Regions from separate parts of the Homo sapiens genome. Here all the other regions are linked to region 1. The links are chromatin contacts, found by Hi-C in ENCODE. All regions are on one chromosome and are shown on one strand. Each heading gives the region's core, a stretch centred on a gene start or an enhancer-like site at or near the end of the contact. The rest is flanking DNA. Distances are from core to core; before and after follow the strand shown. Region 1 holds the start of FANCF (FA complementation group F). Region 2 holds the start of CCDC34 (coiled-coil domain containing 34). Region 3 holds the start of LDHA (lactate dehydrogenase A). Region 4 holds the start of SPTY2D1 (SPT2 chromatin protein domain containing 1).

Region 1 (2,866 bases), core at 151-2,650:
GCACACTTGGTTCTAAGTTTGTAGTAGCCAAGAAAAAGAATTTTAAGATTCATAGTATCCTTAGGATAAAATAAAATAACGATTTCAGGACCAAGTAAGAGTTTGAGATAACTAATAAAAATCAAATAATAGCCGGGCGCGGTGGCACACGCCTCTAATCCCAGCACTTTGGGAGGCCGAGGCGGGAGGATCACTTGAGGTCAGAAGTTCGAGACCAGCCTGACCAATAAGGTGAAATCCCATCTCTACTAAAAATACAAAAATTGGCCGCGCCTGGGCGACAGAATGAGACTCCGTTTCAAAATAAATAAATAAATGCATAAATCTGAATTAACAGCATGCACATCACTGCTTTACTTTCTAAAAGGTGTAGGAATGCTTATTTTAATAAATGAAAAATGACTCTTCCCCTCTTTTAAATTTGTTTCTCTTCCCCTTTTTGTTAAAGTACAAAACAAAACACCTTCCCCCACTTTTCGAATAGTTTTGGCTGTGTCTTTAGGACTGGAAGGAAATTCAGCTCAAATGAATTACTATATTATGAACTTAAGTAAGAATTGTTGTGCATTTTGTACAGAATGCAACTCCTAGGAGTTGACAAATGTTTGTTAAGTGCATCAGTGAGCGACATAGGACCTTCTCCTCCCTACTCTCTTGTCACGGTTTTTATTTAATCAAACATTTATTATTGTTCGATGCTCTTAAATGCCATTTCCTTCAGCTGATTATTTGTATGACAGAAGAGTCAATTAAGCTATTTTGTCCTAAAAATTACGAAAACGAAATGTACAATTGTGAAGTAAAATTTTGTTCCTTTGCAAATTTTAATAAATTATTGAAGTTTATTTTTTGTTTCAAATAATCTGGGCTTCAGTTCTAATAATGGAAGGACAATGTGAAGGCCCAGAATTCAGCATAGCGCCTGGCATTAATAGGAGGTCAGTACATTTTTAGTACATGTTTCTCAAATAGATCTTAAAATTTCATTTAAGAGCGTTTCCTCACGTCACAGTATGTCTCTGGCGTTACTTAATTTTGAAAAACCTCAACACAGATTCTAGTTTTAGGCAAAGCTCAGAAAATTTCTACTTAAGGATATTTCCAAAGCGAAAGGAAGCGCGGAGACGTTCATGACTGGCATCATCTCGCACGTGGTTCCGGAAATTCTCGGTAGGATGCCCTACATCTGCTCTCCCTCCACTAAGAAGAACCTCTTTGTGTGGCGAAAGTAAAAGTATTAGGGCTTTTAAGTTGCCCAGAGTCAAGGAACACGGATAAAGACGCTGGGAGATTGACATGCATTTCGACCAATAGCATTGCAGAGAGGCGTATCATTTCGCGGATGTTCCAATCAGTACGCAGAGAGTCGCCGTCTCCAAGGTGAAAGCGGAAGTAGGGCCTTCGCGCACCTCATGGAATCCCTTCTGCAGCACCTGGATCGCTTTTCCGAGCTTCTGGCGGTCTCAAGCACTACCTACGTCAGCACCTGGGACCCCGCCACCGTGCGCCGGGCCTTGCAGTGGGCGCGCTACCTGCGCCACATCCATCGGCGCTTTGGTCGGCATGGCCCCATTCGCACGGCTCTGGAGCGGCGGCTGCACAACCAGTGGAGGCAAGAGGGCGGCTTTGGGCGGGGTCCAGTTCCGGGATTAGCGAACTTCCAGGCCCTCGGTCACTGTGACGTCCTGCTCTCTCTGCGCCTGCTGGAGAACCGGGCCCTCGGGGATGCAGCTCGTTACCACCTGGTGCAGCAACTCTTTCCCGGCCCGGGCGTCCGGGACGCCGATGAGGAGACACTCCAAGAGAGCCTGGCCCGCCTTGCCCGCCGGCGGTCTGCGGTGCACATGCTGCGCTTCAATGGCTATAGAGAGAACCCAAATCTCCAGGAGGACTCTCTGATGAAGACCCAGGCGGAGCTGCTGCTGGAGCGTCTGCAGGAGGTGGGGAAGGCCGAAGCGGAGCGTCCCGCCAGGTTTCTCAGCAGCCTGTGGGAGCGCTTGCCTCAGAACAACTTCCTGAAGGTGATAGCGGTGGCGCTGTTGCAGCCGCCTTTGTCTCGTCGGCCCCAAGAAGAGTTGGAACCCGGCATCCACAAATCACCTGGAGAGGGGAGCCAAGTGCTAGTCCACTGGCTTCTGGGGAATTCGGAAGTCTTTGCTGCCTTTTGTCGCGCCCTCCCAGCCGGGCTTTTGACTTTAGTGACTAGCCGCCACCCAGCGCTGTCTCCTGTCTATCTGGGTCTGCTAACAGACTGGGGTCAACGTTTGCACTATGACCTTCAGAAAGGCATTTGGGTTGGAACTGAGTCCCAAGATGTGCCCTGGGAGGAGTTGCACAATAGGTTTCAAAGCCTCTGTCAGGCCCCTCCACCTCTGAAAGATAAAGTTCTAACTGCCCTGGAGACCTGTAAAGCGCAGGATGGAGATTTTGAAGTACCTGGTCTTAGCATCTGGACAGACCTCTTATTAGCTCTTCGTAGTGGTGCATTTAGGAAAAGACAAGTTTTGGGTCTCAGCGCAGGCCTCAGTTCTGTATAGGCAATGCTGTGTTATTACTTGAATATAGAATATATAGTTTACAAAATGAAAATTACAATGTTCTCACCAAATATATGCCTTCGTGTGTCCAAAGTATAATTATTTTAGATGCTAATTTTGAATAGTTTATTAAACAGTTATAAATATGCAAAGTAGCTGGCATGTAGTGTCACGGATTTTCTGGATAGAGGAAGTGATTGGAAGTACTCCACTTAAAGCCATGGAATTAGCAATAGTTTGCTTTTTAATAGAAGGCCCATTTGTAAGAATGTTGAAAATATGTGTACCGTTTAAAGAAAAAGCAGCTTTAAAGTGACAAACAAAATACC
Region 2 (2,866 bases), core at 256-2,755, 4.7 Mb before region 1:
CTTTTCATTGTATCTTTCTGATTCTGAGCTTAGAAACTTTGAGAATTAATGAGATAATATGACCCTGTGAGGTAAATTTTTCCCCTATTTTCAGAGGAGTGTTAGGAATGGAAAACCTATCAAGTACCAAGAAAACCACTGATTCCAGGTCCCTTTCATACTAGTGTTTTTCCCACTACAGTTATGTTTGGTTATATCTATTGGAAAACAGCTTCTCAAGCTTACCTCTTTATGAGGCCCTAAGGCAGCTCAGTGCGTTTCGATGTTACTGATTCTAGAGATGTTCTGATAAAAGGTTTTTAAATGCCAATATTGAATAACTAGGGTCGAGAACGAAAACTCCATTAGGTCAGTTTTATTCCTTGATCAACTTTATTACTCATTTGGAGTGCTCCAATTTTCTTTCATTTTGTTTTCACCGAAATTTTAAAGAAAATATTCAATTTAAATAGATTTAATCATGTCATATTTTATTAATTATAGCTCTGCCTTCTGAATTGCCTTTGGTTGCTATTACTTCTACCATAGCTAATTCTCCTGTGTTAAATTTTGCAGATCTAGATTTCATCAAAGTTTTTGTATCACTCTGGTCACTAAAAAGTTTTGTGTGATGTGTTAGCCATGGTCAATTTTCGTTTATGGTATTTCTACCGGTAATATACATTATGAACTGGACAAAAGCCCTATTTATTTACAAATGTACAGTTTTGTCAGCATGAATAAAGCATCTACCTTTCCTTTACTGCCTTTATCCCCATTCCCGAGAGTGCCCCTCAGATCCCACATAAAATGCATATCAGCATATTTACTGAGATCATTTTTCACGACAACAGGATGAGGAACTTAAGGGCGAGACTTTTAATCATCTATCCCTTGTGCTTTACGCAGACCCTACAATACACTAGAGGCTTCAAAGAGGTCAAAAATTCACATGTGTAGACAAATTAGGTCCCTTAAGATGCCAGGCAAACGAAGTGCTACCAAAACACGCAATGACTGTCCTAAAAGTGCGTTCTGGGATACACCTGTAAACTTGGATCAAGTTCCCTCCCCTCTCCTCAAAATATATCGACTTGTGCTGAAAGAAATCACGACCGATGCTCACAATTCTGACCTCGTAATTATATAGGGGGTGGTTTTGGTTTCTGCGTCTTTCCCTGATTCAGTGGCAGGTAACATATTTCATGTACAAAATGAACTGCAACACCACGGCAAACAAGGGACAGGCCCTCAAAGTTGTCGGTAGGGAGCCAGGACCCCGCCAGTGGCGTGGGGAGACACCGTACTAAACAAGCTTGCAAACAGCAGGCACCTTCCTGCCACTGAGGAGGAAGGGCTGGCTAAGGGAGGCCGGGGCGGAGGAAGCCAAGCTCTGCAGGCCCTGACAAAGTCCTCCCGGCCTCCACGCGTCGCCATGGCAACGCGGGGTCTGTGCTGGCCGGGATTGGCCGGCCTGGCGCGCGCAGGGCCCGCTGGGAAAGCGCGTCCCCGCCGCGGCTCCGCCAGTTTGAACTTGGCGGGCCAGATGTGGGCGGCGGGGCGCTGGGGGCCTACTTTTCCCTCTTCCTACGCCGGTTTCTCTGCTGACTGCAGACCCAGGTCTCGGCCCTCCTCGGACTCCTGCTCAGTCCCTATGACGGGCGCACGTGGGCAGGGGCTGGAGGTGGTGCGCTCGCCGTCGCCGCCGCTGCCGCTGAGCTGCAGCAATTCCACCAGGTCGCTGTTGTCTCCCCTTGGCCACCAGAGCTTCCAGTTTGACGAGGACGACGGTGACGGGGAGGATGAGGAAGACGTGGATGATGAGGAAGACGTGGATGAAGATGCCCATGATTCAGAGGCCAAAGTGGCGAGCCTGAGAGGAATGGAGTTACAGGGGTGCGCCAGGTAAACCCGAGGCCGCCCGGCCGATTCAGCCCTTTTCAAGATTCCTTAGACCCTCTTAAGTACCCCCTTCTAACATCCTCCTGCCCTCCGCCCCAAAGGCAGAGCAGGCACTTGCAGACTGAGGTGCCGTGGTTTTTTTTGCACATAAAGAGCCCTGTGCAAATTCTTGCAAATGACCATAGATTTCCTATGGCTCTTAATCCTTTTTTCCTGAGATATTATGATTGCTGCAGTCTCACTTCCCAGAAAAATGTACATAGTCTCAAACACACAAAACTCTGCTACCATTTCAGGCGTTCTATGAATCCTCAAAAGCCAGATTGTGCACTGCAGAACTCTTATCCCAAACCTGAACACCAGAACGTGGTTTACTGCACCTTAGTAGTACCTGTGGTTGGTTATTCTGAAAACATACTGATTGCTAGTGAAGTAGGTTGTAGTAAACAGGTCACTTTTTATAACATAAAGTGCTGAAGCACAGAGATTAGCAATGTCAACCTCAGCATGTGGAGACGTGGTTAGAGAGGATCTGAGCATGCACAGAGGAATGGATGTCATTGTATCAATGTTAGGACCAATGGGGTTATTAAAACTGTCTTAATTTGTTTATTTCTACTGTTACTCACTCAGCAAACATTGTTTGCCACATATTAGTCTACGTACTGGGGACCGTAAACAAGATACTGGTCTCTACTCTCATGAATTGAAGCCTAAATCAATCCACTTATTTTACAGATAATAAAACCATGGCTCAGAATGCAAAAAGTGACTCAAAGGCATGCACCTAGTTATTAGCAGACCTGGGTCTACTACGAAGATAGACAGATCATGTTCTCTTTCCTAAACTGCATGCCTAGTATTGGGTATACAGAAGTAGGAGCAAAGGGCCAATCCCTGAAGGAATATTTCTGAGACAGGCCCAGTAATGCAGGTCTATTCTGGGATAGACTCATTACGTTTTCTTCGGAAATCATTTACAAGT
Region 3 (2,866 bases), core at 118-2,617, 4.2 Mb after region 1:
AACCGGGAGGGAGGCGCACGGTGTGGCTTCGGCCGTGATCCTTGTTGCAAAGGCCTGTCAGGCCCAGTATGAAGAAATAGTTTCAGTACAGGGAGTGTAGAAATAGCTGCAGAAGGCCTGAGGCCTGCAGCCCTAGAGTTAATAGCTACTTGGTGGAACCCTCGAATTCTTTCCACCTTGTTAATCCAACCCTGCACTGCATTCGCTGGAGGAAATATCACAGGCTGCATCCCCAAAGTATCACGTCTAGTTTTGACACCACTCCAAAGGGCAAAAATCCGAGAGGACCTCTAGGCAGGCAGTCAGCCCAGAGTCACCAAGCTGGAGCCGGGTCTCTCCTTACAAATCACTGCTATTTCTAGACAGCCTTGTAAGGTTTCTAGCCTGGCAGGGGGAAGGGAGTTCCTGCGGACACCTGCTAGCTTCACTGAACGGCCCCGGGATCCAATGCTACCTTTAATGTAGGGGCGGAGGTGGGAGGGCATGGGATGAGGGAAGGGTGCGTCTAGAGGCGAGAGACATGCAAAAACGAGTTCTACACCTCACCTCTGCCTCCTACTCACTGGGAACTTAGAGATCCCTGACTGTCTCCTAGCTTTCGGTCTCCCTATTTGTTAAAAGGAGGAGTTGGTACCGGCGGATCCTACTCAACTGACCGTCTGAGGTGCGGAAGGGCTGGGATGCTGCCTGCTTCATCTTTGCATGCGCCGTGCCTAGCGCAGCCCGAGATACACCAGTAGCTTCTTAATAAATGCGCAAAGGGCTCCCTATAATCTGCAGGCAGCAGCTGCCCTCACGGAGCCCACCTCTCGAGCGTCCCAAGAGAAAAATGCAAGCCGCGTGGTACTCAGCCGCTTTCCGTCTTTCAAGAACCCGCCCCGGACAAGCTGAGGCTTTTTTGGCTCTATGGGCTCCGAGAACTGGACCTCGAGTTTTGCACCGCCCGCCGATTTCGAGCCCAGAGGTATCCCCCACCCTTAAGGCCTATCATATCCTTGTTCCGCATCCACCCGGGCTTTCGACCCCTGCTTGGGTGCGGCCACCTCCTCGGTTCCCCAGCGTGGCCAGAAGCCATGGTTCCCGCTTAGAGCAAAAGCAGAGCGCGGCGAGCTCCGAACACATGCGTTGTGTGGGCCGCCGCCCAGACGTCTCTGGGCTGTGCTTCTGGAAAGCGGCTCCTACACCTCCCGGGAGCAGGAATCCCTTCGCGAGCAGCGGAGGCCAGCAGAACCAGAGGCAGTTGGCTCTACCCGCCCATCCCTCTGGCGCCGTGCGCGCAGGGCCCTACCGTACCGGGAATGCACGTCGGGCGGTCGTCGGGGGCGCGTGGCAATGAGATCCGGAATCGGCGGCAGCGGCTGCAGCACTCTGAGCTGGGCGCGGGAGGGGCCTTAAGTGGAACAGCTATGCTGACGTCAGCGGGGGGGGCCGGCGGACGTGCGGGAACCCACGTGTGAGTCGGGCTGGGGGTGGATGCCGAGCCAGGCGGGGCACTGGAGAGGCCCGGGTGGCGCGCGCAGCCAGACAACCGACCGGCAGACTGCTCCACGTGCGCTGGGAGTCTAAGTAAGGTGCTGCCCTCCAACCACAGAAGCCGGGGTCGGAGCCATGAGCCTGAGTCAGGACGACCTTCAGTTTCCTCATCCATGAAACCTGGGGAGGTTACTCTCAGGAAGGCTTGGATCTGTTTCTTCTTCATCCCTGTTTCTCAGTGTCCAGAACAGCTTCTGGCACGTAATAGGCACTCCACAAATATTTGTTGAACGAAAGGAAGAAAATGCCTAGCAGTCAGTCAGTCTGTTCTTACCTAAGTCGAGTGACCTCCAAAACTCGACGCTGCTTTTCCCTCTGCTGCTAAGCCTACCAGCTCCCACTCACAGTGAAGCCTTGGCCTCTCAGGCCTTGCAGGGTGACTCAGTTCAAATGTACATTTTATTCTGCACTTTCTACTGCCCACCCCACTGGCATCTCATCTCGAGTCTCAACCATACCCAAGAACTGTCAGTGGCTTGTTTTTTTGGTTTTGGTTTTTTGTTTGTTTATTTGTTTTTTGGTATTTTTCGAGACAGGGTCTCACTCTGTCACCCAGGCTGGAGGGCAGTGGCGTGATCATGGCTTCCTGCAGCCTCGACCTTCTGGCTCAAGCGATCCTCCCACCTCGGCTCCCCGAAGTGACTGGGACTACAAGCGCGCCCACTTGCCCTGCGATTTTTTTTTTAATTATTAATTTTTTTTTTTTTGAAACGGAGTCGCTCTGTCGCCCAGGCTGGAGTGCAGTGGGCTGATCTCGGCTCACTGCAACCTCCGCCTCCCGGGTTCAAGCGAATCTCCTGCCTCAGCCTCCTGAGAAGATGGGATTACAGCCAGGCGCCACCACGCCCGGCTAATTTTTGTAATTTTTAGTAGAGACGGGGTTTCACCATGTTGGTCAGGCTGATCTCAAACTCCTGGCCTCAAGTGATCTGGCCGCCTCGGCCTCACAAAGAGCTGGGATTACAGGCGTGAGCCACCGTGCCCAGCTCAATTTTTTGTTTTCTTATCATACTTACCTCTGGGCCTGTATTCTTGCTGATTCCATTGCCTAGCCCGCCCTCCTCCATCTCTTCTTTAATTTGTACCAATACTTCCCCACTGTGGGGTATATTATGAAATATATTTGGTAAGCCCTTGAGTATGCCAAAATTTCCTGAATTTTCTGATAGGAATGTCTTTTGTTATTTATAAAGAGCCTTTTTCCCTGACTTAATGTTAATGAATGAGGAGTCTTAGATAGCCTCAGGAAGGAGCCAGTCATGGGAAAGACCAAATGATTAGGGAATTAGAGGGCTGGAACTTTCAGCCCAAAGGGGTGGATGGCTTTACTTAC
Region 4 (2,866 bases), core at 159-2,658, 4.0 Mb after region 1:
ACAGCTTTGATTTTGAATTACGTTCGCAGCATTAAACCATCAAAGAGTAAGAGCCAGCAGCTTTGTCTAGCATGTTTTTTGTTTTTTTTTTTTGAGACGGAGTCTCGCTCTGTCGCCCAGGCTGGAGTGCAGTGGCGGGATCTCGGCTCACTGCAAGCTCCGCCTCCCGGGTTCACGCCATTCTCCTGCCTCAGCCTCCCAAGTAGCTGGGACTACAGGCGCCCGCCACTACGCCCGGCTAATTTTTTGTATTTTTAGTAGAGACGGGGTTTCACCGTTTTAGCCGGGATGGTCTCGATCTCCTGACCTCGTGATCCGCCCGCCTCGGCCTCCCAAAGTGCTGGGATTACAGGCGTGAGCCACCGCGCTCGGCCTGTCTAGCATGTTTTAACAGCTTGACATATTTACATACTGTATCATTCTCACCCGTCTTAAGTGTACGATTTTTAGTACATGTATAGTGCAACCATCCCCACAATCCAGTTTGGAGGCATTTCCATCCCACCGAAAAGATCCCGAGTACCTGTTTGCTATCAATCCCCTGGCGGGTTCCCACTTGCAGACCCAGGTTTGCCTAATTATTTTCAGTGTTTTTGCTAAGTCGAAATGACCTTACAGATCCAAGATAACTCTCCAAAAGAAGTCAGGACTAGGATCCCAATGAATATGAATATGAAGCATATGTTCATCAGTACACCAAAGTTATGTCAAGGCTGGGTCTGTATGTGAAATTCCTTAATCCATTGCCTGAGCAAAAACACAGGTTGGCTGCTCCACATAAAACTTACTTTCTAAACGGGGCAAAAGAAGTAAGCGCGTGCCCCCATCCCCGGCACGCGTGCATCTGAGTAGGAGGTAAGCGCACGGCATGTGGCCGAATTTGATGAGTAATGGGCATCCAAGACAGGACCACGGCGCTGCTGTGTGCGCCTGCGCAGCTTCGCGAGCGCCTAGACACAAGTAGCCCAAACCCCGGCTCGAGATCCGTCTGTTCAGCTGTTGTGGCGCCGCCGTTTTGGATCTAAGCGCCTACCCGTGACACCCAGAGAACCCAGGCCTGGCAAGTAAACCCTCTACCCCCTCACTTTCTCTACCCAGCGCTCACAAGGAGCAACAAGATGACAAGACCGCGCGCCCGGGCCACCAGGGAAGCCGCTCTCTCGCTTAGCCACACCCCCTTGGTTGCTAAAATGCCTAGTCCCTGCCCCTCGGGTCGACGCCAGCAGCCACGTATCACGTTTGTACGTGTCTCGGCCTAAAAGCGGAAGTTACGCAGGGACTCGCGAGCGCTGTGGCGGCCCTGAAAGGATATAGGCCGTGGAGGGAAGGGGGCGGGCAGACGGCATAGGAAGGCGCCGGAAGTGGTCCCGCAGAGGCGGGGTGGGAGTGGGGCTCCCGAGGCAGTGCAGTTGGCTGTAGCTGGGCGCCTCGGTTAGGTGCGCTGTCAGTCCTTTCCGAGTGCCTGGCCCAGTCTCTCCCGCCTCGGCCCAACATGGACTTCAGAGAAATTCTCATGATAGCTTCCAAGGGACAAGGTGTCAACAATGTGCCGGTAAGTAGCAGCTGGGGCATCAATGTAGGGGACCCTAGTCTTCCAAGTTCGGAATGTGTGTGGCCCATGGAACTTCTGGGCAGCCGCCTATCGGCTCCGGGAGAGGAAAGACCCGGACGCCTTATTTCCTTTTCTTGGGTTTATACTCTTGGGAACTCGGGAGAAAAGAGCTTGGGACGAGACGCGGGAGCCTTCCTGTGAATGGGTTTCGCCGGCTTATTTACCCCTGCAACAGGGACTTTGCGGTTTGGGTGTTGTAGCTAGAATTGCGTGAAAGCCGTGAGTGAGCTGTGCCTGGCACGCTGTGGATTCTAGCGCTGGTAGTTTTTGGCTTCCACATAAACTTCAGCCTAGAGATTGGGAAGGAAATATGTATGTAAGGGAGTTAGGGGGTTTGGGGTCCTTGGCTTGATAGCTTTTTGGCTGGCTTCTCATCGATCTTCAAGTCAAACGTTTAGCGATTTCTTGAAAGAATTCTCTGACTCGGCCCCACCCACTCAGCCACCGAGGTGATTAAATTATCACCTCCCAGGGGATAGGTATCATCTTTTGGGAAGAGAAGTTTAGCAGATTCCACGAAATCCTTGGCCAACAGAATAGGTGAGCTAGTTTCAGCTTCTGTTTACTTGTAGCCTTCCAGATTTCAGTCTTTGTTTAAAATCTAGGTCCCATTTGGTCAGTAGATGTTTGTCAGTTCGCTTACAGTCGCAAGAGCGGTGTAAGACTTAAATGGTAAAGTGGTGGAGAGCGCCTGGTTTCTGGGGGTTATGGCTGTTTTGCATAAGCTAATCATTTCCAGATTTTCAGATGGTACCCACAGCACAGCTGTAAACCGATAAGTTGCATGGTGATGCCTGCGGTTTGAGCAGTGAGGTATAGAACTAAAACGGCTCTCAAAGTCAATTCAGCTAGAATTTATTGAGCTCCGACGAAGTGCTCTGCATTTCCTAGATATTCGTATATTGCAATATTCGTTTTTTTCTCTTCTGCAGCTTTTTTTTGTCTTCTGAGGCTAGTTCATTCTTTTATCCCTTTGAAAATATTGATCTGAAAAAGGTCTATATTTATGTTTATAAATATATGTATATATACACACACACAGCCATCCCTTATCCCAAGAACTCTGAATAACCATTCCTCTAAGCCGTGAGTCATAAGCTTTGCATGTTGAAGGTATAGACTCAAACCTTTGAAACCCAGATCAACAGATTTACTTTCTAGAAGCATCTGTAAATTTTCCAGATGAATCAATATTGGGTCTAGTAACCATTCATCTTTGCATAATTTGGTCTGTATTTCATTCTAGATCTTATT

Evidence for each region. Hi-C counts contacts between places; a loop is a spot of excess contacts on that map. Pooled maps may share reads with other maps.
Region 2: a loop to region 1 is called in a map of B cell, with 20 times the contacts of the local background. The contact joins the promoter of CCDC34 here to the promoter of FANCF in region 1. A Hi-C loop is called at or near these places in 5 of 168 maps with a recorded cell type or tissue (B cell, CD4-positive, alpha-beta T cell, CD4-positive, alpha-beta memory T cell and 2 more) and 10 of 50 pooled maps.
Region 3: a map of CD8-positive, alpha-beta T cell shows a loop between it and region 1 (25-fold over the local background). The contact joins the promoter of LDHA here to the promoter of FANCF in region 1. A Hi-C loop is called at or near these places in 2 of 168 maps with a recorded cell type or tissue (CD8-positive, alpha-beta T cell and naive thymus-derived CD4-positive, alpha-beta T cell) and 8 of 50 pooled maps.
Region 4: a loop to region 1 is called in a map of ascending aorta, with 8 times the contacts of the local background. The contact joins the promoter of SPTY2D1 here to the promoter of FANCF in region 1. A Hi-C loop is called at or near these places in 1 of 168 maps with a recorded cell type or tissue (ascending aorta), 1 of 37 single-sample maps with no recorded cell type and 11 of 50 pooled maps.

Annotation. Positions count from the first base shown.
Region 1 is chr11:22,624,357-22,627,222 of GRCh38, reverse strand. It overlaps FANCF (FA complementation group F), which reads left to right and starts at 1,400. Exons shown (of 1, transcript NM_022725.4): 1 at 1,400-2,866. The coding sequence starts at 1,413. The coding sequence ends at 2,537. It also overlaps a transcript of GAS2 not described here. RefSeq lists enhancers at 1,421-1,610, 937-1,836, 1,701-1,910, 2,291-2,340, 2,351-2,510.
Region 2 is chr11:27,361,854-27,364,719 of GRCh38, reverse strand. CCDC34 (coiled-coil domain containing 34) reads left to right here and starts at 1,505. Exons shown (of 6, transcript NM_030771.2): 1 at 1,505-1,884. The coding sequence starts at 1,526. RefSeq lists enhancers at 1,079-1,248, 1,244-2,111 and a silencer at 1,489-1,558.
Region 3 is chr11:18,393,064-18,395,929 of GRCh38, reverse strand. It overlaps LDHA (lactate dehydrogenase A), which reads right to left and starts at 1,367. Exons shown (of 8, transcript NM_005566.4): 1 at 1,294-1,367. RefSeq lists enhancers at 1-7, 1,272-1,361, 742-1,407, 1,672-1,761, 1,408-2,072 and a silencer at 462-511.
Region 4 is chr11:18,632,884-18,635,749 of GRCh38, reverse strand. It overlaps SPTY2D1 (SPT2 chromatin protein domain containing 1), which reads left to right and starts at 1,408. Exons shown (of 6, transcript NM_194285.3): 1 at 1,408-1,552. The coding sequence starts at 1,493. LOC105376578 (a long non-coding RNA gene) reads right to left here and starts at 1,401. Exons shown (of 2, transcript XR_931097.3): 1 at 789-1,401. RefSeq lists an enhancer at 918-1,187 and a silencer at 2,244-2,423.